Regions from separate parts of the Mus musculus genome. Here all the other regions are linked to region 4. A link is a loop called in an ENCODE intact Hi-C map of the cell type or tissue named here. Cell type or tissue: gastrocnemius. All regions are shown on one strand. Region 1 overlaps Mnd1 (meiotic nuclear divisions 1). Region 2 holds the start of Mnd1 (meiotic nuclear divisions 1). Region 3 has its middle 54 kb from the start of Trim2. Region 4 overlaps Tmem131l (transmembrane 131 like).

Evidence for each region. Peaks named below come from ENCODE experiments on the same cell type or tissue, not always from the same donor. Only the 100,000 strongest peaks of a DNase experiment are listed, where the experiment ranks them.
Region 1: a loop joins it to region 4, with 12 times the contacts of the local background. A loop is called at or near these places in 24 of 42 quality-filtered maps.
Region 2: it touches region 4 in a loop (3-fold over the local background); 16 of 42 quality-filtered maps call a loop at or near these places.
Region 3: a loop joins it to region 4, with 2.1 times the contacts of the local background. A loop is called at or near these places in 21 of 42 quality-filtered maps.

What each region holds. Positions count from the first base shown.
Region 1 is chr3:84,119,765-84,127,764 of GRCm38, forward strand. The region is part of intron 4 of Mnd1 (meiotic nuclear divisions 1); the gene reads right to left. Among named protein-coding and RNA genes, the nearest start is that of Mnd1, 32 kb to the right of the region's middle. In gastrocnemius, a CTCF peak has its summit at 3,889 (motif pointing left); a DNase peak (open chromatin) is centred at 3,901; H3K27ac peaks cover 1,141 bases.
Region 2 is chr3:84,150,933-84,158,932 of GRCm38, forward strand. It overlaps Mnd1 (meiotic nuclear divisions 1), which reads right to left and starts at 4,854. Exons shown (of 8, transcript NM_029797.3): 1 at 4,730-4,854. The coding sequence starts at 4,732. In gastrocnemius, a CTCF peak has its summit at 4,829 (motif pointing left); a DNase peak (open chromatin) is centred at 4,854; H3K4me3 peaks cover 1,551 bases; H3K27ac peaks cover 993 bases.
Region 3 is chr3:84,309,972-84,317,971 of GRCm38, forward strand. No RefSeq gene overlaps it. Among named protein-coding and RNA genes, the nearest start is that of Trim2, 54 kb to the left of the region's middle. In gastrocnemius, CTCF peaks have their summits at 3,233 (motif pointing left) and 4,748 (motif pointing right); DNase peaks (open chromatin) are centred at 2,299, 3,235, 4,794 and 5,095; H3K4me3 peaks cover 552 bases; H3K27ac peaks cover 370 bases.
Region 4 is chr3:83,942,362-83,950,361 of GRCm38, forward strand. Tmem131l (transmembrane 131 like) reads right to left here. Exons shown (of 35, transcript NM_172681.4): 8 at 391-468; 9 at 26-179. Among named protein-coding and RNA genes, the nearest start is that of Tmem131l, 94 kb to the right of the region's middle. In gastrocnemius, a CTCF peak has its summit at 4,664 (motif pointing right); no DNase peak of the experiment used is centred here; H3K27ac peaks cover 1,553 bases.

The DNA of each region.
Region 1 (8,000 bases), 180 kb after region 4:
GAGCACACTGCAGGCTGCCCTGTCCCTAGACATGAAAATACACACAGAAAATACAACAGTCCCACTGCATCCCTTCCTAATAAGCGCACAGTATGGTTTTACATTCACACAGACCAACAAAGGTAACATTTCAAAACGTAAACCAGATGGACCTCTGCACAATGCTTCATAATCCACTATGTTCAGATAAATTTCAAATGTGTGTAAATATAAATATATACAAACTTAGAGATGCACCTGCCTCTGACTGCTGGGTTTAAGGGCATGCACCACCAAGTCTAATGTGTCTATGTTATTTTAAAAACAGCTTTGTTTTTCAGAGTAGTTTTAGGTTCACAGTGAGTTTTCTCACACATTCTAAGCCTACATATCCACAGCCTCCTCACTACCAAAATCTTACGTGAAACGGTGCATTTCTCACAATTTATGAGCCTACACTGACATGACTATCACTGAAGTCCAGGGCACATTAGGATCCAACACTGCTGTTGTGCACTCTGGGGGTTTTAGGAAACACACCCACCATTCCAGTCTCACATAGAATAGTTTCACTGGTCAAAATTCTCCTTGCTCTATTTAGTCATTCCTCCTTCTTCCCCCTAGCCTGGCTTCTTTTACTTAGCAATATGCACTGAAATCCCTCTGAATTCCAAACTGTCCTATGGTTTATGACAACTAATTTCTTTTCATCAGTGAATAATATTCTTTTTTCTTAATTTTTTTATTATTTAAGTGCATGTTATACATCAAACATATTAATCATATTGAGTATTTTGAGAATCAAATAATACATAAAAATTTGTTCAACCTTTATATTCATATCCTTTCACACCCTAAAAATATCATTAGTGAATATTTAATATTATCCATAACTGAGGCTCCTATATCTAATGTTGAATACTAAGTTGTTTCAAAACATACAAAATATTCTTTGGGAATTAAACATAGTAAAAGAACATAAAATATTAAAAATGAATCATTAAGAAATATATTCAAGCCGGGCAGTGGTGGTACACATCTTTAATCCCAGCACTTGGGAGGCAGAGACAGGTGGATTTCTGAGTTCGAGGCCAGCCTGGTCTACAGAGTGAGTTCCAGGACAGCCAGGGCTACATAGAGAAACCCTGTCTCAAAAAAATAAAAAAATTTTAAAAAAATTAAAAAAAAGAAATATATTCAAAAGCCCTTATATGATACCACCTGACATAGTAAGAGTATTTAAAATGCATTATATATCTGTGTACATTGTCTAACAATAAATTTACTTTAAAAAGATTACCAGTGTTTCTAAGAGAGAAATTATTTTATCAGTAAGTATATTTTAAAAATTTCAAAATAGCAAAAACTCTTTGAAGTTAAACATTAAGAAAATTTCAAAATAGCAAAAACTCTTTGAAGTTAAACATTAAGAAAATTTCAAGCACAGTGAGAAAAAATTACCAATAATATTTCCATGATGTTTGCAGAACATGATTTTAATATTTTCAGCTATAAATATCTAACAAATAGATTACTTATTTTAAGATATATATCATTGTTATGTGTCCCTTTTCTTTTCTGATTTCGTTAATTTGGATACTGCCTCTGTGCCTTCTTGTTAGTCTGGCTAAGGGTTTATCTATCTTACTGATTTTCTCAAAGAACCAGCTCCTGGTTTGGTTGATTCTTTGTATAGTTCTTTTTGTTTCCACTTGGTTGATTTCAGCTCTGAGTATGATTATTTTCTGCCTTCTACTCCTCTAGGGTGAATTTGCTTCTTTTTGTTCTAGAGCTTTCAGGTGTGCTGTCAAGTTGTTAGTGTAAGCTCTCTTCAGTTTCTTTTTGGAGGCACTTAGAGCGATGAGTTTTCCTCTTACCACTGCTTTGTGTCCTATAAGTTTGGGTATGATGTGTCTTCATTTTCATTAAATTCTAAAAAGCCTTTAATTTCTTTCTTTACTTCTTCCTTGACCAAGTTATTATTGAGCAGAGGGATTTTCAGCTTCCATGTGTATGTGTGCTTTCCGTTGTTTTTGTTGGTATTTAAGACCAGCCTTAGCCCATGGTGATCTGACAGGGTGCATGGGATTATTTCAATCTTCTTGTATCTGTTGAGGCCTGTTTTATGACCAATTATATGGTCAATTTTGGAGAACGTACCATGAGGTTCTGAGAAGAAGGTATATTCTTTTGCTTTAGGAGGAAATGTTCTATAAACATCTGTTAGATCCATTTGTTCAAAACTTCTGTTAGTTTCACGGTGTCTCTGTTTAGTTTCTGTTTCTGTTAGGCCCTGGTGTGACCAAGCTCCTGGGATCCTAGGAACCTGTGATCCTGTGGTCCTGGGTGTGTTAGAGCCCCTGGGAGTGGAGCTTCTTCTGGGTGTTCTGGGACTGACTGTGTGAGTTAGCGCCCAAGTTCTGCTCAGGGCATCTCTGATCCTATGACCCTGGGTATGTTAGAGAGTCTGGGAGTGGCTTATTTTACTTAGAATGTCTCAAGGATCATCTATGCTGTAGCACTTACCACCTTCCACCTGGAGACAGGGCCTCTTTGTTTACTTCTGCATCTGCTGGGCAGATGTCCAGGAGCTTCCAGGGACAGCCTCTGCCTATCAGTGCTGTGGGTATTTGGGGATCACAGTTATGTGCTATCTCATCCAGTTTTTCATGTGTTCTGGAGATTTGAACTCAGGTCCTTATGAATAGATGGCAAGTGCCTTATACCCTGAGCCACCCAACCCCTTGGACTGATTTCAGTTATTGATATTTAATAAATCTTCACATTTTTATGAATCAAGTTTTTTCCTTGTAGTGCTGAGAATTGAACCTAGACCCTTAAGTATGCTAAATATGCAATCTAAAGCTAGCTATACCCTCAACCCATACGTGTTTTTCATTGTTAAATACTTATGTATTATGTATTGCTCATGCTGTCTGTGAGTGGTCATGCACATCGCAGGTGTGTACAGAGATCTGCTGATAATTCTGTGGAGACAGTGTTCACATCCAACCCTCACATGCGTTCCATTTAGGCTTCTCCACACAGCCTTACTCTCTTGTCTATTCCTAGCAACACCAATGTTCAACTACAGCAACATTGTATTTGTTCAGTTTTCTGACAGGCACAAATCTTACTTACTAAGAAAGAAAAGCTTAGTGATGATACTGCAAGCAGCGACAGGCCACTGTCAATTGCTGGTATCTCCACTCAACTATATTTTTAGTCCTTTATTGGTTTCCTTATTACATGAACTAAAAATTATTGATAAAAATCAAGCGGCTATTGGTCATCATCAATTAGCTAGACAGACACAAACTGACGTTTTTACAATGGGCATCCTCAAAGTGTATGCTGCCCCATTGTCCTAGGAAGTGTGTTGTACTTTTCTTCATTTGTTTGTTAAGATTTAAATTTGGTTTGGGTGCTACTAGATGACAGGCAATGATGCCAGTGAGACTACCACTGAAGTATCTTGAAGTGTTAAAGGTTAGTCAACATGTAAATGTATAGCCTTGAAAATATGAAAATCAGCAAATTTCAAAGTTGAGACTGTTTTATATCTAGTCTAAAATTAAGTTGGTTAGAAAAAAATTATAATGTAGGCAAGTCATGGTTATAAATCAATATAAATACTAGGGAACTGATAGACTCTGTATCTGAATGTGATCAAGTGAAATCATTAAGTCTGAACCATGCATGCCCTGAGTCAAAAGCTCACTTTAAACACAAATGCAGCTGACAGGGTTAATTTTTATGAAATGGCTATAAAATACAGAGCAGCTGGAGTTGCTACTAGAATGTAAATACTAAAATTTATAAAATACTGATGGCCTTTTGGGGCAAATATTGCAAACAAACTGAAATGAGGGTTTTTAATGGCATGCATGGTTTTTGACACTCTGCCACCACCTGGTGGCAGGGCATTAAGGTCTGGCTATTGTGGACTGGGTCTTTTCCAGACTGGTTGATTTATATTTGTCTAGAATGATGCTCACAAGCCTGTATCTCCTGGGAAACACAGAATAGTGTTTGGAGCAGGGACTATGGAATTCGATAACTAGTACAGGGTCACCCTTTTCAACCACACCATGAAGCTCCGACGGCAAAGAAGAGTAATTTCTAGGGAAGTCTGGAAGCCTAGCCTGAAGAGCAAAGCACACAAGAGCAAAGCAAATGGTAAACTTTTTTTTCTAAATCTCTGACAACTTAAAACTAGCATCAAATGCATGCATTTCAACAGCTTTAACCATTGACTGTTTTTCAATTATTTCAAATTGTTTATCAATAAAATACATGCATATTTCCTTCTCCCATCTCTAATATTCCAGTCACCCTATCTCTGCAAACAGTATTTAACTCTTTGGTATCTGACACAACAAGAGATAGAAATAATATTCAACTTAAAAGCACATCTTCATTTGAGGTGGAGGGACAGAGGCTTGCTGCATTGTCCAGGGTGGCCTCTAAATACCCTCCTACCTCAGCCTTCCGAGCAGCTAGGATGCCCGGCTTAAAAGGCTTTAAATACATATGGATGTTATTTGGCAGAATCTCTTAGTTGCTCCTACAAAGCCTTTCACTATTAACAGAGCTCCAATTTCTGTTCAGTCTAGAGTGGTAATGTGCTCTGAAAGAACAGGATGCTCCCAGAACAATCTTTCAGTATAAGCCTGTCAACTCAGACTCTGCCAATGAGACCGAAACAGACGCCTGCCTGGGCAAAGGGGCATGCTGACATTTTCCTCTTATATAAAAGATTCGGGGGGGGGGGGGTGGAGTGGGGATGAACAGGGAGGAAGAGGAAGAGAGGGAGAGACAGAGACAAAGAGAGGGGTGGGGTGGGAGGGGATGGGAAGTCTATTTTCTGGGCACTGTTGAGAGAGGACTTAGGAGTCTCAGTAAGTACTTAGAACCAAACAGGGAAAGTCAAATGTCAAAGGCAGTCTAGATAAAGTGTAGTGCAATTAGCCACCCTTGAGAAGGCTACCTCTAGATTCTTACCTCTGATAATGAATCCCTATTATGGAAGCCAATTTGAATTCCTTTTCTCCCATTTGTTTACTCATACATAAGAATGTCAGCAATAGAGCAAGAGAGGAGAGGGAGACATCTCAGACATTAAGATGCTGTACTGCTCTTCCTCAAGACCCAAGCTGCCTATAACTCCAGCTCCAGGAGACCTGACCCAATCACACCCATATACAAAGAATTAAAAGTAAAAATGCTATATGCTTTAAGAATGTTAATAGTATTTGGTTTTAAGTGAGTTATATACAAATTTATTTTGGAAAAATGCCAATGTGACTATTTTTAAAATATCAGGGCAATGTGAACTTCTGTAGCTTGGAAAATTCTTGCTTGCCAATGTCTCTCAGAGACAGATCTGAAGTAAGCTAACTGGGTAGAAAAAAATAGATGCATAACCTGTAAGACAGACACTACAAATATACTAACCAAGTTGTCTGTTTCTAAGTGCCTGGTGAGAGGGTTCTTAAGGCTAAGGAATGTCAGCTGGGCTCTTCAGAGACTCCATGCAGGTGTATTTAACCAGGAAAAAAGAACCTGTTGACACCAGCAGAGGTCTACACAAGCTGCAATGCAATTTGCAAGCTGAGATTATCTCAGGCAACCAGAATGAATTCAAACTTGAGAGGGCACTCTGTGGCAGTGCATACAGTCTTAATTTGCTGAAGTGACACCATAAACTTGGACAGAATTTACTAAAGTGTGTTTCATGGAACACTAATAGCTCAAGGAAACTGGATAAGGAAGACTTGCATATTTAAAGGCTCCAAGAATTCAAACTAGCTACTTGTGTGAACCCAGGGTTCCAAATTCTTTTGATTACAGAACCTCCTTTTCAGTAACACATTGCATCTGTTACTCAGAATCCTGTCAAGTATAATTCAGGCAAAATGGTAGAAAAATGAAATGATGAAGTTAAAAATACACACTTAATTGTTCCCACATAACATTCATTCCCAAAGCTAAGTTTTTTTTTTTTTTTTTTTTTAAAGTCAATATTACACCAGTGTTCCAATAATCCTGACTGTTTGGTGGAAATCATTTTCACTGCCATATGTTATCAGGCAGAAGGAAAGGGACTGTAGGGCAGGGCAAGACTCTTAGGCCAAGTGCTCAGCACTTAGGACTGAGCCCAGGCTCTGCTGAAGTCAGGCAGGGGCGCAGTGATTAATGTGTTTGTTCAGCACTTCGCAGATCTCTCTGCAGCTCAGTCACTGTGGTACATGCTACCAACAAAAGATGAGCAAGCTATAGTCCCTCCCCTGAAAGACTGCTTGCTGTGGTGGTTCTAACTCCACAAAGGCTTCTTCGTGCTACAGAGGAAGTGTGAATACAGTCTCTGTGGTGGTGACTGCTGTTGACTGTTGACCACAGGAAGAACGACTGTAAACCCTTTCCCCCTCAAGTTACTTATTTCAGGTGTTTTGTTAGATGGACATAAGTAACATCCTCAGTCACTCTTCATGACTGTGTGGACCACGCCACGTCACAGTGATGACATCAGTCATAATGCTTGCCACAGCAAACATTCACCAAACATTCATCAAACGAATTAACGGAGGTAGTGCCTGTCTTTATTTTTTTTTTTTTAAATTCTAGTTATCTACATAGTCCCAAAGTAGACTTACTCTTTGAAGACTCGATTTTAGCTGTAAAAATCTCTACATGCCTGTTTCTAAATACTGGCAGCGGCAGAGACTCCAAACTGAGAACATCTCTCACTGTCTCCAAAAGTAACAACGAAATCCAGCTTCATGTTCTTTACTTGTCAGAATGCAATGCTTCCTATACACCAACTCCTAGAAAGGCTGGCCTGGCCTAGCCTCCAAACAAGATTCCGAATAAGGAACTATAAAAGTTCTGGGGGAGCGACTTCCTAGGTCTTACCTGTCTCAGAAGCCATTGAATACTGCTATACAGCTGCTGCCATGCTAATTAAATTCTTATCTTTAAGAAGTCACATGTTTTAATTGCAAATTTAAAATATTGCTTTGACTTATAAAATGTAAATAAAGTGCATACAACATTTCCTACCCTTAATTTCTAAGAGTGCGACTCAGTACTGCCAGGCGCAGTCAGGTTGTTGTGACCTGTAATCTCCAGAACTGCTCATCTGTTCAACAAGACCTCCCTCCCCACCCCAGACCTCAGCAACGCCAGTTCCACTTTCTGTTTTGAGACTGGCTACACTTCATGTCCAATACAAGGGGAATTACCATAGAACATCCCCTGAAAGATAAATATACACACTGTACACATGGCATAGGAGCAAAATCCTGCCACACTCCTCACTTGGGCATAGACCCTCTCAGACTAAGTGGGGGATGGAGACAAGGTGAGAACCTCCTGAAGGTCTTGCTGCCCAAGCAGAGCCTCCTCCATGTGATGTGTCAGAGCCGCCATCCTTTATAAGGCTGAATGAAACCAGGATGATTGCTTTAAGAATTAACTTCAAGGCCATTCTAGACATTTAACAATTATTTTATTTTTAATTATATTAGGGGGAGGCTATTTGCTCTTGAGCCCAGGTGCCCTTGGAGGTCAGAGGTGTTGGATCCCCCTGGAGCTAAAGTTACAGGTGGTGCTAAGGTATGGGTGCTAAAACATAACTCAGGTGTTTGTAAGAACAGAATGAGTTCCTAACTGCTGAGCCATCCCTCTCCAGCCCCCTAACAATTTCTTTACAACTTTTAGGATACAGAGAAATGTCACTTCACTTGGGAGTTTCTTCAGATTACACACAGAGTCACCACAACAAGGACTTGTGACAGGGATCTAGTTATTTCTAACTGTCACATGAGCTAAAATAGCTGCTTCTGGTATCAAATTCCGAAACATGAATTTCAAAAGGAATGAGACAGCATGTGCCTTGCTATTTGCAGCATCTCTAGAGGAAGCTCTTCCTGCCTCCGGAGCACTTTAATTTATGAGACTACAAGTGCATCACAGCTACTTAGAGGGGCCAGTTTCAAACCATTTCTTCAGTCCAACCT
Region 2 (8,000 bases), 210 kb after region 4:
GTGAATTCATGAGTTTTGTTGGGTTACTTACTGGAATACGGGGAAGGACTTACAGGAGCAGAAATGACAAAGACAGCTGCATCACCAAAGCCTACCCTAGCATACATGGCCGCTCAAAAGGCTGCAAATCTGGAGCACAACGTACACCTTGCAGCACCTCAGCAGTGTCCTTTCCCAGCTCAGTCAGTGTGAGCCTCTCTCTCCCAGGCTGCTCGGCTGGCCTTTGGTTCTTCAGGCTGCTCCACTGGTCTTGCTCTTTCAGGCTCATCACAGAGTGACTCTCAGCAGTCTCTACTGCTTATATACTCTATGGGAGGGCCGTGCCTCGCTCAGTTTCAGGGACTTCCTAAAGCTCTTTTGGGTAGTTTACTTCCTGTCTCAATTCAATGAGCTTTCTCTCAGTATTGAGTGTTCCATGGCTCATTAGACCAGCGTTTGTCAAATGGCCCTTTCATCACAGGGGTTACCTAAGACCATCAGAAAGCATATCTTTACATGACTCGTAACAATAGCAAAATTACATTTATGAAGTAGCTATGAAAATCACTTGGTTAGGGGTCGCCACAATATGAGGAACTATATTAAAGGGTCACAGCATTGACTGGCAAGGCTGAGAGCCACTGCCTCAGACCATCTCCCACACTCTTCTGTTTCAAGTCCCTTTCCATATCCTATATCTTAAAGAGTTTTTCCAAGATGCAAAGTTTTAATCGTGGAGGAAACTGCTACTCAACAAATCACAAAAAAATAAACTGTTTATTAAGATGTAAGATAAAAGAAGATAAAGACTGATTCTGTCCAACCAAAAACTCGGTAAGAAAGCATCAGTCTCCAAAATGGCCCTTTCTTCTGGCAACACTAGAAGCTAACTCATCCCACAGCACCAAGATGGTTCTTGATGAGCGCGTGCATAAGGAGGCAGCCTCCACGCTCACATCTCCCACCCTCCCCTATCTGTCCCCCTGGGACACAGCCACTACTCAGCCCTTCCTCTCCTCAAATCTCTTCTTTGATCTCATCTTCTTTAGTTTTAATTAACACTTGCGATGAGCCCACAGATCTTTATATCTGGCCCTAAATATGCTCCTGAACTCCCATCTCATGTAGCTACCTGCCTGCTGGACAGACTTCAAACTCAACAGATCCAAACTGAATTCTTTCTCTCCTACACACACTCCAAACCTGCTATTCGACATCTCAGGTCTCAGATACGCTCTTTACTTATGCCAAAGACCTGGCAGCCATCCTAGGTGCCTTCATCTTTTTCCCAATTACCAAGTTCTGTCAACACTGGTTCCTAACTATTCTCTAATATGTCCTGCCTGGCCAACTCCATTACCTCTGCCTGGATTCAAGCCCTCATTGGCTATCACCTGCGACTGTCCTCAGCTGCCTAAACACACTTTTGTCTCATCCTCTAACAGAAGTGGACTGTGCAGCTCCTTAAAACCTCTGATGGTTCCAATCCTCATATCAAGCATCCTAATAGGATGTAGAAGGCCCTCTATCACCTGACCCCAACCTACTATTTAAAGTAGATCCCACCCCCAAATTTACCATAACAAGGTGAAAAACTATGTAATTTGGGTGATGGTGGTGATGATGATGATAAAATTATTCCTCTACCTAAAAAAATTTCTCCTCTGCACACTCAATACTCTGAAAGTTCCCCTGAAGCATAATTTGTGCATTCTCTCCACCAGCTTCCCTCTGCTGAGCTCACAGGCTGAGTGTGTGTTCCCAAGACACATTTGCATTGTATCATTTACTGCACTCTCTCAGCAGACTGAGAAAATTCAGAATATCCACTTTCCTTTGCCTTCTTAGGACTTAGCAAGCTGGTTAGATAGAGTTGACATAGAAGCCAGCCCTCAACTTCAGGACCACAACCAGTAAAACTGCCAACTCTAAGCTGCTCAAGCTTCAAAGCCCACAACACTCCTAATTATACAACCCAGGGTGAGTTAAGTAGCAGGAAAGCCCACGGCCATCATCTTGCTTGCAGAGAGAAAGCAAAATGCTCTCTCCAAGAGGGTACCCAGGCTCCAGGAAGCTCCGAAGAACTGCGGTCTAAACCTCAGGTTCAGAGCTAGAATCCACGAGGGTTCTATAAGCCTTCCCACACTGCTCTCTTACAGTAGCTGAGCCAATCATGAAGATCACACCCAGCAAGACTCCTCAGCTAAGCCTCCCTCACCAGTGAGAGCAAGCTACCATATATATACTCACCTAAGAATTTCAGAAAGGCTACTGCCTCGGGCACCCTGTGTAAACTACACTGCAGTGCTAGTGACGGACCTGGGTGTGTACATTTAAAAAGTATCCTCCACTGTTTAACTTGCTTTTCTCACTAGATTACCAAGGACATCAGGGGTTCTGTGAAAGAAATGGAAATCTCTTTAGGGTACAGTGCCTTTGCCCTAAATGGTTCCAGGGACTTGGGCCTGACAGGAGCAGTGAGGGAATGAAGGAAAAGCAGAGCAGAAAGCTGGGATTGGGTGGTCTGGGCTCTTGGATGGAAAACCTGCAGCACTGCAGCTCAGTACGTGCATTGTAAAGTTGAACAGAGAGGCAGGGTACTTCTTACAGTGGGGCCTTACATACAGATAAACATGGAGGCAGGGTTATTACATACATCTGAACACAGAGGCAGGTTTAACTAATCTTGGTAACCAAGGAGCAGTCTCTCTAGGGGAGTGAGTGGTCTTCAGGCCATAAACGTGCGCAAGGGAGCAAAGCTAGTGAACATTTTCCACACAGACTGTCAAAACTCGCACTCCTCTTCTGGGGGAAACATAGCCACCTCTCTAAGCCTGGAGCTGGGGGGGGGGGGGTGTCTCTGATGAGGCCATGCATGTCAACAACACAGGTTCACTGGGGTCTTCACTCATTCAAGGCTTGCTCAGCTCCCTACATTAGGACTTAATCATGTGGCTAAATCAGGAGAAAACAGAGCCCACATCTGGGGTGACAAATCCTAATATTTTGGTATTATAAACAGTTTCTGGAAAGTTCTTTACAATCCCCCAGAGGCAAGCAACAAGGAGACTCTAATGTCCCGGGGAGCTCAGTTTCGGAACGCTCTTACTACCACAATATAAACATCATATAAACGCAGCTGAATTGGAGCATGACTTCCAGCATGATTTATCCCTGTGCCTTTTAGGAGTTCTTACTAATCACAGTTGGAAACATCCAAGGTCAGATTTAAAACAACTAATGTAAAATGGACATCATACTGACATTAGAGACTTCAGCAAGAAAGAAAAAGAACGCCAGGCGGTGGTGGCACACGCCTTTAATCCCAGCACTAGGGAGGCAGAGGCAGGCGGATCTGAGTTCAAAGCCAGCCTGGTCTACAGAGTGAGTTCCAGGACAGCCAGAGCTATACAGAGAAACCCTGTCTCGAAAAAACCAAAAAAAAAAAAAAAAAAAAAAAAAGAAAAGAAAAAGAAAAGAAAAAGAAAAGAAAGTCCTCAAAACTGGGGAGGGGTATTTCCTTGTGGTAAAACACAGATGCCTTCAGATTATGAAGGAGACGCAAAGCCATCTGGGGATTACAGGCCTACGTTTGTAATTGTTTACCTGCCAAAGCAAGCCAAATCGAAATAGTAATTCACATTCGGAAAGAGGTCAAAAGTTTAACTTTGACCAGACTAACAGTGAACTTTTTCCTGCTCATATATAAAACTAATAGCAATACCTGCGTGAAGAGTTAAGAGCCATTAAATCCCTTTGGCAGTAGGCAACTGCCCTATAAAGAGGGTTAAATAAGAGGGTGAGGCCGGCACATCAATAATTCCTAGTTCCTTTTAGTCGGGTACTTAAATTCTACAAAGAGAAACATGATAACACCAAACACTGGTAACACTGTTGTTTTGAATCTGGTCCTGGGCTCCTTGGGCCATTGCATGCCCAGGTGGCCCGTCTGTTAGTTTAACCACAAAGAAGCCGTTATCAGTTATAATTACAGCTGGGCAATTTTTTTTTTTTCAAATAAATGCCCAACGACCTGATCCTTGTCCACCCTGTGTGACGACCAAAATTAACTAAATTAAGATATTAAAATCTGGGGTCACTCTAGCGACTCGTTGATACTCTGTCGCCAAAAGTGGAAAGAATGACACAAAACTTTGAAGGTAGTTGAAAAAAAAAAACGATCCAAAGGGCAGAGAGTCATTAAGTCCGAATAGACAACGGCGATTGGTAGTAAACCAGGATTGGCCCGCAGAGAGCAGGGTGGGGTGGGGGGTGGGGGAGGCTGGGGTGGGGGGTGGGGCGTCCTACCCTGCCCTTAAAGGCGGGGGTGCGGGGTGGGGTGGGGGTGTCACTGCCATGATCTAAAGGCGGAGTGATCTGGGCGGCTCCTGTTAGCATACTAAGTACAGTGGTGGGGTGCAGCTGAAAAAGGGGAGCGCCGTGCCAAGCAAGTAAAAGGCCCCGGGTTCTAATTCCAGGAGAACCGAAGGGCACTGAACACTTCAGTGGCCAACTCCGCAGCGCGTGCGCCCTGGGGTTCTCGGTCGGGAGCCGCGGATCGGTCCAACTTGCGGGGCTTCTGGATTCGGTTCTAGAACGCTCCGGTTCGGAACCAGGGCGGCGCAGGCCGCCATCAGGGCTCGGGCGCAGCAGTGGGCGCGGGGCCAACCTCACAAGGCCTGGCCAGGCACAACCCCTGCTGCCGCGGCCCCGAAGCCCAGAGGTGCGCGCGTCGGAGCCTCGCTCTTACCATGCTGCGCGAGGCGGCCTCCCTGTTTGAGTCTGGCGCCAACAACCGCGTGGGGTGGGAAGGACCGGAGGAAGTGCAGGGGAGATGCAACGACCCCTGGCGGCCCTGGTAGGACTGCGGGACCCGAGGGAGGAGCCGAGCCTGGGCGGGGCTTGAGAAGATGGGCAGGGCGGTGAGGGGCGCGGCCTGAAATAATGGGCAGGTCCAGTAGGGGAGGAGCCTGAGATGGGCAGGGCCGGACTGAGACCAGATGGACCAGTCTGGGTTGGGCAGCCTGTAGGCAGAAAGGAAAAGTTGGGGCCTGGCGTGGGAGCTGGAGCAGGGAAGGCTTCTGTTCCCTTCCCGTGCCTCTGGGGTTGCAGAGTTGCTTACTACTTAAGTGTTCAATGTAGCTTTTAGTTTTCTTTTTAAAAGGCAACTTTTGAGTCTTCGCTTTTAAGTGTGTTCTTTTAGCTTAAAAAAAAAAATATGGGGCTTTGGCTGCAAGAAACGAGTACATTTAGAAAAGAAATTCTTTTTCTATTTTATTTTATTTTTGTCTTATTTAATTTTATTATTTGGCTTTTTTGGGACAAGGTTTCTCCGTGTAGCCTTGGCTGCCCTGGAGCTCTCTCTGTAAACCAAGCTGGCCTCGAACTCAGTGATTTGCTTGCTGCTGCTCCCTAAATGCTGGGATTAAAGGCGAGCACCAACCTCTAGCCTTAAAAAGTCCTCTGATACAGAGCGGTGAGAGTGTACAGAGTAGTGCAGGTGTTCTGCATTACAAATGAAACGTAAATATTCTAGTGCTGCTGACTGTCAGACCTTAATAAAGAGTATGTGGGAGCTTTCTAAATTATTTCTTGCAACTACTAGTGAATCTGTCTCTCAAAGTTTCACTAAAACCTTTATTTTATAAGATAGGATAAACGTGATTAGCAAAAATCATCCAAAGCATTTACAAAGGAGAGCAATAGTCGGGGATGGGGGTGAGTATGTATCCAAACCTGCTTGCCATGCTCATACCCTGACAACAGGCATATAGCAGAGATGTTCCTGTCAATTATGTGACACAGAGTTTTCATCACATCCACTTTATTAACGCTTTTCTAGAGTTCTTAATTTGCTCTTTATCACAGTTACTTTTTTAAGTTTTTTTTTCAATCCTAGGTTTTCAGGACAGGGCTTCCTGACAGCAAGTCTCTCTCTCTCTCTCTCTCTCTCTCTCTCTCTCTCTCTCTCTCTCTCTCTCTCTCTCCCTTCCCCCTCCTCCTCTTCCTATGTTATTATTATTATTACAATAAAAATAAGTTTATCCAATCAAGTAACAACTATACAAATGCAAGCAATTTTAGTCATTTTCTTTTTGGTCAACCTATATTAGACCTGAAATCTTTACTGAAAGTTCCCAGGTGATGGTGAAGTGTGGTTGGTTGCTCATCTATGCACATAATTTATGTGTTTTAAAGACTGAGGTCAAAGCACAGAGTCAGTCAAATACTTGAGCAAAAAGTCAACCAATTAGAGCTTCTGTTGTACGGTGAACAGACCAGCTGAGAAGTAAAATGAGCTGTGTCAGTCCCTAGAGGCGTGTGGGCTTATGGAAAGAAACAATCTGAGTGCTGTGTGCTCAGCAGGGTGGGTTAGCCGGGGAACCTTGTCTCTAGAAGGCAAGCAGTTTGCTTTATAATCATCTCGCAAATACCTTTTAAATCCATGCTTTAAAGGAACTGGAATCATTCCTAGCTACTTAAAATACAAACTCTTATGAATGAGCCACAAACATCTTTCCCCAACCTTTCAGACTGTGAGCTCTGAGTCTTGTATGCCGTGGGAGGGAATAGCTGAACAGTTAACTACTTTAAAAGCAAGAGTTTCATCTGCAGAAGATGAGAGGTATCATCTTGTCAAAGATGGGGAACCTTCAGAGCTAACTAGCAGGCTACAATCTGGCAGTCTGTCATATTTCAGCCAAACAGGCCCCAGCCAGTTCTCAGACGGAGTGATGTTTCCTTTCTCTTCTCAGTGGTGTTCTTGTCCCCTATGTGGGTGGGTCTGATTTTGTTCCCGATCATTCTGACAGCTAGCATGCCCACACACTTACTCTTGTTTACCTGGTGTCCCCAATCCCCAGGATGTCACCTGTCAATGATGGCTTCCAACCACTCAGCAGCTGGTGGTGCTGGAAGAATGTTGCCATGCTAGTGGAACAGTGGCTGGGGGGACTGGGACCCCAGTGACTCCAGAGTCTACTAGGCTTCTCCCACTCTAGCTTCTAGCACCCCTAGTAGTCTAGAATCTCCTGGAAGCAAGATCCAGGGTCTCTTTGACTCTACTTCCCCAGGGCTGCGGTCACAAACACACCACCATGTCCAACACTTCATATACATTTTCGGGATGGAATTCAGGTCTTCACACCAACAAAGCAAGCCCTTTACTGAGCTGTAAGTGGTGGAGTGAATAGGTATGGCTCCCATCAACCCTGTGACTGAATGCTTGGCCCATAGGGAGTTGCACTATTTTGTGGATGTGGTCTTGTTGGAGGAAGTGTGTCACTATGGAGGTGGGCTTTGAAGTCTCATACATGTTCAAGCTACATCTAGTGTGACACATAGTCTTTTCCTGCTGCCTCCAGCTCAAGATGTAGAACTCTCAGCTTCTTCTCCAGCACTATGTCTGCCATGATGAGAGTGTACTATAAACCTCTGAAACTGTAAGCCAGACCCAGTTAAATATTTTCCTTCACAAGAATTGCCACTGAGCAGTGGTGGTACATGACTTTAATCCCAGTACTTGGGAGGTAGAGGCAGGTGGATTTCTGAGTTCGAGGCCAGCCTGGTCTATAGAGTGAGTTCCAGGACAGCCAGAGCTACACAGAGAAACCCTGTCTTGAAAAAAAACCCAAAAACTAAAAACAATACAAGAATTGCTGTGGTGGTGTTGTTACAATAGCAACCCTATTTAAGACACTGTTTCTCCAGGCCCCTTTCTACGAAAAAGGGGCCCAGTGTTTTCAATTCACACCAGACCCCATAGATCACGTAGCTGACGTTGTATTCATTTATCTCAAGCCCATAGAATAGGGAGTCGATGTTATTGTTGTTGGTTTAAGTGCTGGAATGAACTTAGGGCTTTTGCTATCCTCTAGCAAGTAGAATAATATCTGGGCATTCTTCTGGTCATGGTACATAATTGATTTCTCCAACAACAAAAATAACCAATTAAAGCTGAATCAGAAGTATAAAGGCAGGTAGGTTTATTGAGAGGCAGCTCTTGGGTAAGTTCACTGATC
Region 3 (8,000 bases), 370 kb after region 4:
TCAGGTTGATCGACTTCACTGCTGCTGCTGCTGTCCTTGGTGATCTTCCCATGGTACTGGCATCTCCAATACACTGGGGTCTTCCACTGCAACTAGGCTTCACCAATAGCCTCTCATAAGCTCTTTTCATGGTACCAAGCTTCAATTCCTTTGCATGACCCCTTCAGTCCTGGGCCATCAATTGCAACTGAGGCTGCCTCTTCACCAATGGCCTTCCATGGCCCCTCACAGTAACAAGCCTCAGCTGTTCTTCATGATCCCTTCATGCCTTCAAAACCAGTATCACCTTACATATGACTCTTACACATTACCAAGTCCAGCTACAGCACAAGGTACAACCTTGGCTATCTCTGGAATGCAGCTTCTCCGTGCTCTCAGAAAATACTTCTCAGAAGATTTCACCTCAGTGATGCTGGTCTCTTCTTAATTACCACTAATTTCTTAGCTCCAGCTAACAATCATCAATTGTCCCAGTCATCCCTTTTATTCTGGATTCTGAAGCCAGAGCCATGTGGCTAAAGCTGCCAAACTCTGCTGCTTGCTGGGACTGGAACATGGCCCCCTTGTTTTATATTACATTATCACTTTCTGGTTTCCAACTTCTTCACTGGTTCAAGGGTTGCTAGATGTCCAGGCAAGAGACTTGGATTTCATTAACTCTTTGTTGAGCCAGAGAGAAAAGAAAAGAAAGAAAGGAAGAAAGTCAGACACACACACACACACACACACACACACACACACACACACACACACTGGCAGGACCCGACTGTTTCATCAATTTCACAAGTGCACATGCACACCTATATACACATATACCTAGTTATGTATGCATGTTCATACATATAGACATACATTCATAAAGACATACAGTCATATTGTACATACACATAGACAGATGGACAGACCTATATGCATTTGGAGGATGGAGCACAACCCCAACAGTAACACTTTATTTTTTCTCTCAGCCATTTTATACTTTCTTAGACAAAGGTTCTTTGTAAAATTACCTCATAGATAAAGTGTTACACAAAAGGGGAGTTACAGTCGGATGTTGATAGTAAGTTCAAAGCGGTGTTTCATTCTATAAGCTCATTATAAGTTCAAAGCAACAACAGTGTCACATGGCCTTGCTTTATCAGAGTGCACACCCGTGACTTCATCCTTGGACCTGACCTAGAATGAATGCTTTTCCTTGATCATAAATCTGTCTGAAGCCTATTTTTCTTCCTGGTGTAATTGTGAAAGCTCATTGCATTCCTTATTATGCACTTTTTACTTACTATTCTATGAGGAGGGGCATACTCTGTTCTTCCTCATTCTGACTTTATTATATCTTTCTGCCAAAACAAATAAGCCATCTCCTTACACTTTCTTCCTAAAATTATTTGAATCAAGTCAGGAATTCTATAAAGTCATTAACTCATCTAAACAGCATGAATTTATGAAAGTTCATCTTTGTGTTGATCTGCAGGAAATTTGCCCAATCAGATAGGCTGATGCCCAGGAATCGTTGGGCTATGTAATAGTGTCAGGAAAGACATATCAGCAGCAAGAAGCAACCCTGGGACGAAGTCTCTGGGGCTGTGCCTCTCCAGAGTGTCTGCATCACAGCCATGCAAAATGGTGGGCCACCTCAAGGAAACTTACTTGCCATATCTTTCCTAGATGGCTTCTGCCAGTTAGTCATTTCCAGTGTTCAAGGGAATGCAGACAGACAGACAGACAGGCAGACAGATGGACAAGAAGGTTAAGTCAAATGTGAGTTCTGAGTTGAGCTGCAGTTCTCAGTGTGAATTCACGGGGCATCTATCTATCTTGTCTATGAGGAGGAATATAGAAGCAAATCATAATATTCTCCACAAAAGACAACAAGATCCTTGGACCACTGGCTAAATCCCAGCGTAAGATGAGGCTGGACCATTCTATTACACCAAATATGTGTGAGCTACCAAAGACTACCAAAGTTACATCCAAAGGATCCAGAAACCATCTCCAGAGGCTCCACTAACCAAACAAGGAACAGAGCATTAAAATACAGAGTGCCTGTCAGCAACTGCAGCCCCTCAGAGTGTCACAGTCCCATGGGTCATCTTCTGAGGGTGACCTGGAGGTATCTGCCAACTATTGCCTGTAACTAGTCTTGCCAAATTTTGTGTGCAATGAAAATGGTTATGAATTCCACTTTAGAACTTCATGTGGGACCTGCTGGGAATGGCCACAGTACCTGTGCCCCAGGAAGAGCAAATGGTGGGGTGGGACTCACCAGTCTGCTTTATCATGGTACACGGAGCTGCAGTGGGAGGTCTCACGCCCAGGCTCCCTGGGATGGCTGACCATCTTTCCCACAGGTGGGCTTTCTAAAGTGGCATTGTCTGGGTTACAGGATTTCTCACAAGCAGCCCCAGGCACCACCTCTAAGGACACAAAGCAGAATCTATATCTCTACGGGACACAGGTGTAGGTTTCATCCACCATCACCTTCACGTGCTCTACTGTTTAGAGCAGCCGTGTGCAGGCAGATTCAGTGACTGGCAAAAGCCCAACACAACAGGGAGTGTCTGTACTCCCAACCCCCACAGGAATGAATCCATTTTCTTGAAAACTACATAGTAAGAGCAAGAATCTTCTGACTCATACCACTGCGAAGTCATATCCTATGTGAGAGGTGACATTTTGTATAATTATTCTACTGATGATGGAAAATAAAGGACGAGAGCCCACAGGATCCCAGGAAGACAAGCAACTTTACCATTTTTTGCATATCAACTGGAAATTCTTTTAAAGATTTGTTTATTTTATGTATATGAGTACACTGTAGCTGTCTTCAGACACACCAGAAGAGGGCATCAGATCCCATTACAGATGGTTTGAGCCACCATGTGGTTGCTGGGAATTGAGCTCGGGACCTCTGGAAGAGCAGTCAGTGTTCTTAACCCCTGAGCCATCACACCAGCCCTCAAGTGAAATTTTAACGGAGTGAGTTTTTTAAATGTTAAAGTCAGTACTTTTTTCCCTCTATTGCTGGGAATTGACCCCAGGGCCTCGCACATGCTAGATGAATGAACCATTACCAAGATATATCCTCAAACACCAAATGGCGAAATTCAGATATCACCGTTCTGAAGACCTCCCGGGAATAAATAATGAATCTAGCCTTCCAGCATCAACAGTTGATGGCTTCAGAGACAATTAGCTTGATGTGCTACGAGTGGAAGGATATGGCGCCATCTAGTGTCCTGTATAGGGATCAAGCATGCATCTGTTCCAACCCCTGAGGTGCAGGAAATGATGAAATACGGAGGAAGACCAAGACACTAAGAAACTGACCAGTGACCCCTGTGGGTCACTGAGTTGTTCTCTGGGTTCTTTAAGGAATTTCTAAGACCTTCTTGGGCAACTTGGAGAGACCCTGTCTCAGAATAAAAAGTGACAGAGGGATCGGAGATATACCGGGGTGGTACAGTACTTTCCTAACATGTGTGTGGCCCTGGGTCCAAATCACAGTTTTAAAACAAAACAAAACAAAACAAAACAAAACAAAACAAAACAAAACACAGAAAGGGCAGGGCTGGAAAGGAACCAACTGGAAAGATACAGTGTGAAGTTACACGAAATGGAGTGGTACAAGCTGAACTATAGATAAGGCTTGCACATGCGGGCGACAAAATGATCGAGAAACAAGGAAGTGGCCTGCAGTCTGCGTCAGGAGAGACCCCTGCCAGAGGAAAGTGGCAGCTTGAAGACGACCCTGGCAGGAGAGGGGTCTCTAGCTCTTTACTAGTGATGTTGCTCGGCGCACTTGCTGTGTGATTACTCGCAGCATCCTACATTGGGGGATTTCTAGGTTGTCTCTTACAGTGAACCAGACTCTGCGACCTCATTTGCTTCCCGCCACTCTTATCCACTTCTAGAGTCCAGCCAAGAACTTAGCATGGTGACTGTTGGGTCTGGTGACCTGCGAGCTGAAAAGGTCACCAATAAACCTGAGGAGAGCAGACACCTACCAGGTCCTTACTAAGTGTCCAACACTTAACATGGAGCCTCGCTCCTGAGGCGTTCCCTCTGGGAAGACTGTGAGAGACACACTTCATCTTTGACCAGGAGCTGTTAGGGCTGTGAAGGAGATTGCCTGGGGTGTTTTGTAACATGTGTGAATACCTAAAACAGCAGTATGGCTTGGCATTTACAGCAAGTGCTTACCCTATAGAGATTCAAAAGAGCCAGCTGTCTTTATGGAAAGGTCTCCCTCTTCCCCTCCTTTTCACCCTCCCCTCCCTTTCCCCTCCCCCTCCCCTCCCCCCCCCCCCCATTTGTTGAGACAGTATTTCTCTCTATAGTCCTAGCTGTCTTGGAATCCACTCTGTAGACCAGTCTGGCCTCAAACTCAGAGATCAGCCTGTCTCTGCCTCCTGAGTGCTACAAATAAAGCATGCCAGATAAGGGCTTTACATCCAACACACACACACACACACACACACACACACACACACACACACACACACACACACACGGGGTTGGGGGGTGGACTATAATATAAAGCTATAACTTCTTAGGAAACACTATTAAGTAATAGACTCCCTGACCCAAAGTTCCAAATCAAGTCATTTTTCTTAACATAAAAGTTTGTTCTCTGCGTTCAGAGAACATCAAACTTCCTTCTGTGTTCTCTGCCAAGAATATTTAAATATAAGGCCCTTTAGGAAATCTGACATGTACTGAATCTGAGATTAGTGCATTGTCCACAAGAGGGCACTAGTTCTCCAGGATGCTCAAAAAAATCATCTGGCCACAGTGTAGCAGCCAAGAACAAAAGCAGCTAACTCAGCGGTCCAAACTGAGCAGAGAGAAGTATAGTCACAAAACTCAAAAGAAACTTAACATTCAAGCGCTGCCTCCCCTATCTTCATGATCCGGCTGCAGCCTGCCACAGACGTGCTCAGTCAACCCCAGCGTGTGCATGCCTGCATGCAAGTGAGCTGAATATAAAATGAAGTCAGATACTTGAAAGCATATGGTTACTTGTTTCAAAGATACTGTATGCCTGGCATGGGGATTCCACCCTGATGTCTGAAGACTCAGCACTCCAATCTGCATGAATTTCTTCCCAGAATGGCAGGCAGAGGGCCAGCTTGAGCCTGACACAAATCCTGTTTGATGGAGATTCCACCCTAGCTTGTCCCGGCACGGGGCCCGGCTTCCTTTTTTAAAGTTTATTTTTGTTTACCAATGAAGACACACCTCATCCACTCAAGTAGCCCCACCCAAGTTTAATCAGATGGCTTTCACGGTCCATCTTTTAAGAAACAGCAAACACCCAGTAATGCAAAGACAGCAAGATCTCCCAAGAGGAGCACTCTCATGCCAGGAAACTCAAGCCTCTTGTTTACTTACTGGGTTTGAAGATTCTGCTATCAACAGTGTCTTAGTTCTGTGTTTCTTTCTTGCAGCAAGCAGTAGTACTCCAGTCTCCCCAGAGGCAGCTTAGGTGGGGCTAAGTGCCACCCCCCCCCCCAGCCCCCACACACTCCTTGTACCAAAGCAGAAGACAGCAGCTTTGGTCAGCAGAGATAATGCATTATAGCACATGATAAAGACCCAGAAACAGACAAATAATCAGGTCACCCAGTTTGCCAAAGCTTTGCTGCTGGGCTGCTGGGTTTCTTAGGGCTGCTCTCACTGTATTACACATTTAATTCGGCATGCCTGTCCAGAGGATATTTTTAGATGCAATTACCTAAAGAGCTTTCGAGTTCTGGAGTATTATCTGCATGGGTATCTCTTGGCCTAAGGAACCTAAAGTATTAAATGAAGTGAGTCTCCTTTAAAGACACCAGGGCATTGGGAAAAGGCTACCTGCATATGGGTACGTGCTTTGGGCATCCTTTCTGATGAAGAGGTATCTCAGGCAAGCGTGGTTCTGCCTCCCCTCTCCCAGCAGAGTCACCCCTTCCCAGGATTAGGAGGGAGACCCATGGAAGGGTGCCTACTGTACATCACTGTACACACGGGCTACCTGGCCGAGCAGGGCTGTCTTGGTTCCCTGTCTTTTAGACCATGAGTCTAGGCTGAGACACACAGACCCCAATACATCCCCCACACAGCAGAGTCATGCTGTTCCCCTGAGCACAGCTTTCAAGCACTTCAGTTACTTCTTGTTACAATATAGCTCCTGAATTTTCATCCTGGGCCCTTTATAGACCGGCAGGTTGTGGGATCTGAGGTGCTGAGATTGCGTAGGAAACTGTGATAGAAGGCCCATCTTGCTTCCTGAGATCTTTAACTTCCTTTGGCATCGCAGAGGGATAAGAAACACCGAGTGGGGTCTGGGGAACATGGCAGAGGGTTTGCAAATAAACTCAACAGCACAAACGAACGGGTCCAGAAGAACCACTCAGAACCTTCAATGACATTTAGGTTACAGAGATGGATGCCACTGGTCACATAGCTTAAGCCTTTGATTTTTGTAAATAAGAAAAGTGAGTCTCTCAGTCACGTGGGGCAAGCCTCAGGCCCAACCCCAAGACTCCAGACTCGGTTGGAGTCCTTTCCAGAATAGGGACGAATTCGGTCACTCCCTTCCCGTTCCTCCCTTGGGAACGATGCAGAAAGGGAGAAGGACCCGTATGATCTCTACCTCCAGCGGAGTCCTATCACTCTCCGTGGACTTGGTGAGCAGCGCCTGTGGTGCAGGGAAGCTCAGGAGACTTGGTTTGTATAGGGCAAGTGGGCCCTGCCTCAGATAGAAGAACTGGTCAGGTTGAGTGAGCTCGGACCCCAGGAATCTCAGAGAGTTGAGATGGGCAGGACTTGAGCCGCTCCCTATACATTTCTGAACCTGCTCTGGAACATGTAACCATGACACCCCATTGAGAGGACCGTGGGCAGTCAGTCACATAAGAAATTACCTCGAGTCCTTCCCAATGCAAACAGAGCGTCACTATCTCCTCAAACTGAGCCAATAAGAAAAACTTGCCCCTAAATCCCACCCCACTCCTCAAGTTTGTATACTCCCGATCCACATAGGATAAAACACACAAGTTATTTCTCCAAGGATCAGCTGAGAGTTGTTGAGGTTTGGTCTTCCTGTCTGTTGTAGTGCTAAGTGTGGCCTCTCAAGACTTGGAGTCTGCACGTAGACCTGTGGCCCTGTCCCCAAGTTATTTCTGATTGGTAGATAAAAATGCCAATAGCCAGAAGAGAGATAGGTGAGGTTTAGAATTCCAAGGCTCAGAGGTTGGAGGGGAACCATGAGAAAGAAGGTTGAGGAGGAAGAGAAGCCTCCATGGGTCAGGTGAGCCATAACAGTGTGGCCCTGAGGGCTGGCCAACTGGATTTAGAGCAGCCCAGATGAAGCACAGTAAATAATATATAGGAAAGTAGATTCTAATGGCATAGAGGGTAGGCATCTGCCCAGCTCTTGTGCCGTGTAAGGCTTATTGTAAATATAAAGGCTGTGTGCATCTTTTATTGTCATTTTATTTAAATTGTCAAAGGCTGGGTAGAAACCACAGGTCAGATTTAAATATGAAGTTGCTTCATTCTCACTGTGGGTCATAATAGAAAGGACCCTTGTTGAAATGTGGGAGCAACCGTGGGCATGCCACTGAAGACTGTGGCAAGTACAGGAGAGTGTGTATAAGGCCTAGGACATATCAGTCACTCACCCCCTGTTGTCCCTACCATGATCTACAGCTGGCAGCCTAGCACATACTCATTAAGCCTCTACTGTATTCAAAGTATCACACCAGAACCAAGAACACAAAGATGAAAACGCTCCAGCCAGGAACCAGGATCAGGAATCCTGGGTGAAATCAGACATATTGTGACAAGGAGCTTGCTAGAGCCTGGAAAAATGGCTCAGCAGTTAAGCACTCGTTGCTCTTACAGAGGATACAGGTTCAGTTTCCTGCACGCACATGATAGTTCAAAACCACCAGTAGCTCTAGTTGCAGGGGATCTGATGCCCTCTTCCAGTTTCCTCAGGCACATGCCTAAGATTA
Region 4 (8,000 bases):
CAGAAACTGTAAAGCCCCACCTCACCTGAGGTGTCAGACTCATCAGTAGCTACATAGACAATAGAGAGGTGATCTAGCAGGGCTTGAGTGTTCTCTTCAGGTTGCTTGGAGGAGTTTTCCACTGCTACAATGATGTTCATCTCCAAGTGTAGCGCATCATCAGATCCCAGAGAGCAACTCTGAAATGGGAGGCGTGGGGAAAGGAGAAAAACTCAAAAACAAAACAAAACAGAACAAAACAAAAATCATCTGAGCTCTAAGACTGCATATTGCTGGAGAAAAGAAAACAGTCGAGGCAAGAGCCTATTGAGGATGAGAATACACTGCAGTTTTCATTTTGATTTTTAAGAGGCAGGAAAGAAAACTGAGATCTGCTAAATATTGTTATACCTTCAATTGCTGACACACTTTATTATGTAAACTGCATTCCAGTTGCACCCGCAGCAGGCTGGTATTAGTGGTCTCTGCCTAAAAGATAGAAGGAAGGAAACTTAGGTGGAGGCCCCAAGCATCATCCAGTCCTAAGAGCGAGTCATTCATACAGTGAGTTCCAAACAGCTACTGACTGCTGCATGCTATGCTGTACTGGAAATATATTCTGTTGTCAGTAGGCGTACACTCTCAAGGAAGGAATGAAAGTTCCTAGTAAGGCAGGAAGCAAGAGTATGTATATCCCATGTATACTGTCTTGGGTGTGTTTAGTATTTGGTTAAAAACAAAGAACTACACTTTTATTTTAAAGTGGGGTTACCCATTAATAACCTATTGACTATTTTTTGCTTTTTTTAAAGGTGTGTGTGTGTGTGTGTGTGTACTAGTGTCTGAGAAGGTCAGAAGAGGGCAATAGATTCTTTGAAACTGGAGTTACAGGCCATTGTGGGCCTCCGTGCAAGAGTGCTGGAAACCAAAATGAGGTACTCTGCAAGAGCAACAAGTATTCTTAGCCATCAAGCCATCTCTCCAGTGTTGCAAGAAATATTAAAAGGAACAGCAAGTTCCTATGCTACACCCTGCTACTCTTAGCCCCAGCAGTCACGCTCTGACTCAGAGCTCCAAAATCTCTCCACCCTGCTTGCTAGGTTCTCACTGGCCAGTCACTAACATGCCAGCCCCATGCTTCAAATCCCCCACGGCCTTTGTGTTGCACATCAGGCAAACCCACACTTTGCCAGCCATACCTTTCTCTCTTGAACCAAGAAAAACTGCTGTGTGAAGCAAAACACCATACAAACTTAATTCAGGAACAATCGTAACTTAATAGCTGGGTGCAACAATGAAATCCTAATCTCATAAGCCTTGTTTTAAATCCAAATCCAGGTGTCAAATCCTGACTGATCTGCCATTGAAACCAGGAGACACTTGTAGCTACATTTTGTTCAAGCTATCCCCATCCAAAAAGAACTAACTCTCTCCTGTTTCTCTCTTCCTCTGTCCAACCCAGAAGTCCCTCCTACTCGCTCAGTGATTGGCTCCTTTATTCAGTAGGGGGTTGGTTCACAAGAAGTCACCTGAGTATATGACTCACTCCTTGTCTGCAACCCCTCCTAGGAGAACAGAATTAGCATCAAAATACAAACAGCACCAGGCCCATTCACAACACTCCAGCCCCAGCCTGGTTTGATTTTTGAAACCAGGTCTCACAGTACAGCCGAGTGTCCATAAGATCATCCTGCCTCATAGGCCTAAATGCTAAGATTACAAGTATGCACTATTATACCCAATCAACTTCCTGGATTGTTTGCTTGCTTGTTTTGCTTTTCAATGTATACCTTCTTTCAATTCAATGACCACTAGAAGCCATGACGTGGACTCTGACAGAAACTTCAAAAACAGATGTCCAAATGTCAACTGCCTGCCATTTTTAACACATGAAAGGGCTATGGATGGAAGACAGAAGTATAAGGAAAGAATGCAGGACTCTGTCAAGTTCAAAGATCTCAGCCATCTTTCATAGAACTTCAAGGAGAAGACGAGAACAACCCAATCAAGGAGGGATACCATCGTCCAGGTTGGGGTGGGGCTGCATACATAAGAGGAGACAGTGAAGTTAGCACAGCACACAAATCTCAGAAACATGGCCTTTGGCAGATTCTCCTGCACAAGGTCTCTGTCACAGTCATTACAAAAGAAACATATTCAGCCCAGGAGCCAGAGTCTGAGCACTGGGAAAGCTTGCTTAACTATGTATGAGTACCTGATGCCAGGCGAGCCACGGCTAAGCAGAATCACTTCCCTAAACCTAAGGATGCATTTTAGGGATCAGGCTATGACTCAAAGGGAAAGCAGAGGATTTTTGATATTTAGGGACCTGGACCCACTGATTCATCCCTCAGTACTAAAATGAATTACTTTGGTTCTCATTCATACCAACTGAAGTGCAGAAAAAAATAATAAAGTATATTACATGTTTAAGTATAGTACAAAGTATTCAAGATGCCTTGAGCATATACGTGAAATCCAACAAAGACTTACAAAATTACTGCTAGTAAATAATATTCTACTCTGTCTAAAGCAGAGCAGTGCTATGAGGTTGCCAGGGCAGCCTGCTGGCTACATCTGCCCCACTGATCTTCAAGGGCCATTGTGATCTGGCTGGTGAATGGTTAAGGAGTCTGTTCTCCCTCCGTGCGCCCTCCTGAAGCTGCGCATGCGATACACAGTAGCACTGTATAGACAGAGACCATTTCTCATTCAAGATATGGACCAGAGAGAGAAGAATCACTCTTCAGCCAAGAGTACATGGGTATCCATACTCCCAATACAAACTCCAAACAACCTCTCAAAGTAAAACTATGAACAAATCCCTGCACCAAAGACATGAAACAGCCTGCTTCTCTCTATTTCCCTGCTTCTGTCTCCCGACCATCAGTCATGGTTGATCTGGGTGCTGCGTTTCTTACACTTTCGTCCTCCACCCAAGGGAGCTCTGCAACAAGCTGGGCACCTTGCTGCACATGGAGGTCCTAAACCACTCATCATCTTAGCACCACCAGCAGCCCTGGCATTATTCACACCTGAGAAGTCCACTTCACTTCACCGTCTGAGCCTCCATTATAGCCAGTTACACTGGCCTCCTCCATCCCCCCAAACCATGCAGCTCTAGGATGGTGAACCGTGTCCCCAGCCTAACTCCAGTCTTCTGCCTGTTTCTGCGAATGAGGCTTTCCTGGAACACAGCTGGGCACTTTACTTTCTGCACTTTGTCAGCTCTGCACCATATTGATGCTGAGTGCCAGCCTCGCTGAGTACAGAGCCTAAATAAATAACTACACTAGCCACAGTAATTGAGAGAGAAACTTGCGGTGTGCTAACTTCCTCCCTGTACCCTTTCCACTCCACTCTCCCTCCACAAAGGGTGAGTTCACAAGCCAGACACGATGGCCGGCACCTACCATGTGGAGGTGGAGGCAAGAGAACTGCAAGATCAAGGCCCCCATGTCCACACTGGCTACACTGCTCTAGTTGGTATCTTTGAAACTGCTGTTCCTGTAGAGTGAACCCACTTGCTAGCCTGCCTACCACCATCCCCTACTTGCTATCTAATTTGCCTCAGCGTAAATACCCTCAGAAGCCATACCTGAGCAGCCACCCATCACTACACAGGGACACCTGCTACCTAACTCTTTCTAACGTTCCTCACTTGCACGGTAACAATTTGGTCAGGTCTACCTTCTTCAGTAGATCATAAGCACTCAACTCCATGTTCTGCCTAAGGAGGGAGTTGATATATGGCTGGCGAACTGACAGAGGGTGTGCAGTCCACAGACACCACACAACTGGGAAAACATGTGCACAGATGAAGAGCTGCTTGGAACTAGGTTTTTGGTTAAAATAGTTTCCTTCCCTCTAACTTTTCTCTGAATGGATAAATAATGTTGAGCGTTCAGAATGACAATTTAAACATAATTAAGAACACAGTGACCTCATATGATTTACAAGCTGATGTTGTTATTCTTGGTAAGTTTTCACATAGATGATTTTTATAATCTGCCAAATTAAGCAAGATTTGTGTGCTCAGTAAAAGCATAACATAAAGAAACCACTCAAGATTCTGTGCTTCTCTATTCTAGGGGCTTAAAAAAGGAAATGTTTAACTCTGGAATATTCTCTCTCACATACCATTAGCTCTTTTAAGGGTGGGACTTGTGTCTAAATACAAAATTCACTTATGTCTTAAATGCTTTATACATATAGCCTGGACATAATTTCACAAATTATTTTTGTATTAGATATTTTCTTTATTTACATTTCAAATGTTATCCCCTTTCCTGGTTTCCCCTCTGAAAACCCCCTATCCCATCCCCCCTCCTCCTGCTCACCAACCCACCCACTCCTGCTTCCTAGCCCTGGCATTTGCCTATGCTGGGGCACAGAGCCTTCACAGGACCAAGGGCCTCTCCTCCCATTGATGACCGACTAGGCCATCCTCTGCTACATATGCAGCTAGAGCCATGAGTCCCACCATTTGTTTTCTTTGGTTGGTCATACATTTTTAAAGTAATTCTGCCAATGAAAAACATTTGTGTATATTGAACTATCACGTTTGTGGTGTCCTGTTGGGGCTCAAGATTTTTCAATCTTTAGAGTACTATTAATTTTATAAGTTATGATTTAGGGAGACTCAAACTGTAATTTCCTTCTGATAGATTATATTTCAGAACCCCACAAGGGGGAGCTGGAGTATGTCTACACTGCCTGTGAACTGTGTGGATTTGTCAAAAGAAAATTGAAAAGTTGACAGCTCTTTCTCACAATCTTAACTTTAACAGAGAAACTTTTACCAAAATACAAACTATCTGGAACAACAATGAAAATACTGCAAATTCCACTGAAAGAACCCAAAAGAGCAAGCAAAACAGGAAGACTGTCCCCTCCTACCCCAGAGTGCCTGAGCAATTGAGAAAACCAACCAACCAACTAACCAACCAATTCTATATGTTTGAAACGTGCCATTTTACTTTAATAACCTAGAGTATAACATATATTAAGTCTTTACTTAAAGAATGGTAATATTATCGCTTTTAGACATGGAGGAAATGTAGCGTGGAGGGCCAGTGACTTATCAAAGGTCCTAGGGCCAGCCAGCTAGTGGGAGAAGTTATTTTTGTAAACCAGAATTAGCAGAGCTTATTCTTCCTAGGTACATAGAACTTTGGCAGCACAGACGTAAGATTTTAAAAGCCATTTCAAGATACAGCACTCAAGAAAGCAGAAATGCTTTAAGCTACTTTTGTATAGAGCCTGGTGGTTTGTGGTAAAAGGAGAATACGGAACTGGGAGCTGGGATCTGAGAAGTCATCTCCTTCCACTGGCTAAGACATTTAAGAACAACGTGTGAAGTTCTGAGACTGTGTGATGAAATAGGAAATAAAGTGGTGAAGCCCTAAGTCATTTTGATGACTTGTATCAACAACAGCCAGGCACCAGATGAGAGTCAGTCCACAGAATCCCCAGGAGAGTCCGCAGAATCACCCAGACCACATGAACAAAGTACTTGAAACTAGGTTTCCAATGAAAAGCCCCAACTTTACAACCTATTCTTCTTAGCTGCTTTTCACAGCCTCAGATGCTAAATCTTTTATGTCAGCATGCCCTATCAGTAGGAACACAAGCTCTGGACAGGCCATGGGATAGTCCAGCTGGCAGCCCAAACACATGAGGCTGTAACAACTAAGTCTGCACAGCCATGGCCTTGGACAACATGAGAGCTAACCTGGGCCCTGACCTTTGCGCACTCTCAGATGCTACAGCCGTCGTTCAATGTTTGATGACAGCTCAGCTCAGTTATCAGGAAGGGCAGCATGGCTGCGTCTCCCTGGTATTAAACAGTAATTCTGTTTCAATCCTCATCACTACCTTCTGCCCTCCCATGGAGGAAGAGGAAAAAAACAAAAACAAACAAACAAAAAACTTACTTATATTTCCAGATACACTCACAAAACATATGAACAAATGAAGAGCTGCTTGGACTTAGTTTTTTGTTTTGTTCTCAAGAAAGAGGGTTAATCCTTATCATTTCAAAACCAAACCCCAGCCATCCCCTCGTTACTGTTAAGACCCTACCTCCATCCTTAGGAGAGAGTTACTGAATTCACTCTGGCTAGAGTGAGACACATGTGCAAACTACTGGGCACAGAGGAGGGGAGAGGGGCAGTTTACTTCTATGTATTCACTCACAATTAACACACTTCCTTAGTTTAGTTCCACAATAATTTGGATGTTTGTGGAAAGTGGCTCTCCCACACTGCAGCTGTGAGGAGGGACTCCTCTTCCTCACTCCTTCAGTTTCTAAGGGAAATATGTTGTTCCTAAAATACTTTAAATTCTTTTCATCTAATGTAACAATCAGTTCAAAGCCCAAAGGTGGGGGGATGATAACCACATGCCCCCCCCCCTCACCCAGCATACTTGCCAGAAACCTTGAAGGACAAATGCAAGCAATCTAGAGTGAGGTAACCTCTAGGTAATGAGGTGGATCTACCCAAATGCAAGTGGCCCCATTATGCAAACAATTTGGCCTTCCCACTTGAAGGGGTTTCTGGCTCCGCTAGCTGTTTCTCCAGTCTTTGCTCCCTGGCCAACACAAGGTTAACAACTCTGTTTTGTCCTTCCACGCTGGCTCACCAGAATACACTGCTTTTGCCTTGACAGGGCTCAGCATGCTGGGAACCAAGTGTTCACAGGCTGGAAACACCACTCGAAGTCATTCTCTCCTCTTCCTTTCAGTTTGTTTAAAAGTTGGGGGTGGGCATGCGTGTGTGCTGGCCTGGGGCACATGTGTGAGAACCAGAGGTAGACAGCAGGTGCCTGTCCTGTCACCCCACCTTATTCCTCTGAGACAGTCACACACTGTATCTAGAGCTATGCCGGCTGTCAGCAAGCCATCTGCCTGTCTCCATCTTGGTACAGCAGAGGGTTACAACCATTTGTGATGCTGGGGATTTGACCTCAGTTCCTCCAGCTTATGCAGCAAACATACTTACTGGCTATTTTAAGTGAAAAAGAGCTGAGAGCCTAGCTCATAGTGGGAGTGGTCAAAGCCAAAAACACTGGAAGCAAAGCACTTCCCCTGCAATGTAAAGAGTTTGCTCCAAGAAGAAACAGAGCACAAGGCTGATGGCTCCCTAATCTGGGCTCTTGCACCCCTCAGGAATCTGCTGAGGGTAGCTCTTCTGCTGCAAGCAGGCAGCACAGAAGGGAAACCTCAAGAAATAGGTCTGAAGCCTCCAGGGTCAACAGTGAGAAGTGACGGAAGGCTAGCGCACCCCACATCTCAGCCTAGGGACTCTGCAGAGTCTGGACATAATTCAGTTGAGCATCATGAACAAGACACAAGAAATAAACAGACCCACAAAGTGGTAGAGCACGAAAGCAATCCTGCTATGCCCACGGATGCCTGTTCCTTGATAGGCGGCTACTCTCAACTCCGCAGCACCCTATGAGCCTCACGACCAACAGGCATACCTGCCCAGCAAGCAGTATGCGCAAAGGTCTTGGGCTTGAAACAACCCAAGAACCCAATGTGCTGTGTCCATCCTCCTACTGTCGTAGACAATGCAGGACACTGGGAACAATTATGCTTAGAATGGGTGTCTAGAGAGCAGGGGGAACATGTCTTCCAGTTTCAGTGCATGTAAGGTTGATGCTCTGATATTCCTGAGGAATCTTGTAATAACAAGAGAACCTTAGGATGGAAACATTTGTCAGCACAGAGACCCTGGGAAAGCCACACACAATACAGTGAGAGGGAGCCCTGGACGTAAACGCCAAAGGTTCCCCAGCTGCACACAGGCCTGGAGAAGCTCTCTGGCCAAGACAAAATAAGGAAGGACTTCAAATTCTTTGTCTATGAACTCATGGGCAACTGATATGGGTCTATAGCCTTCAACTTCCATGCCTTGCCAGAAGACTGAATCTGATTTTAAAGTTTTCCTTCAGTTTCTTAATAGAAGGTTTATCTTAAAAGCCTGTTCTTAAAGTCGTGAGGAATGGATTTTAGC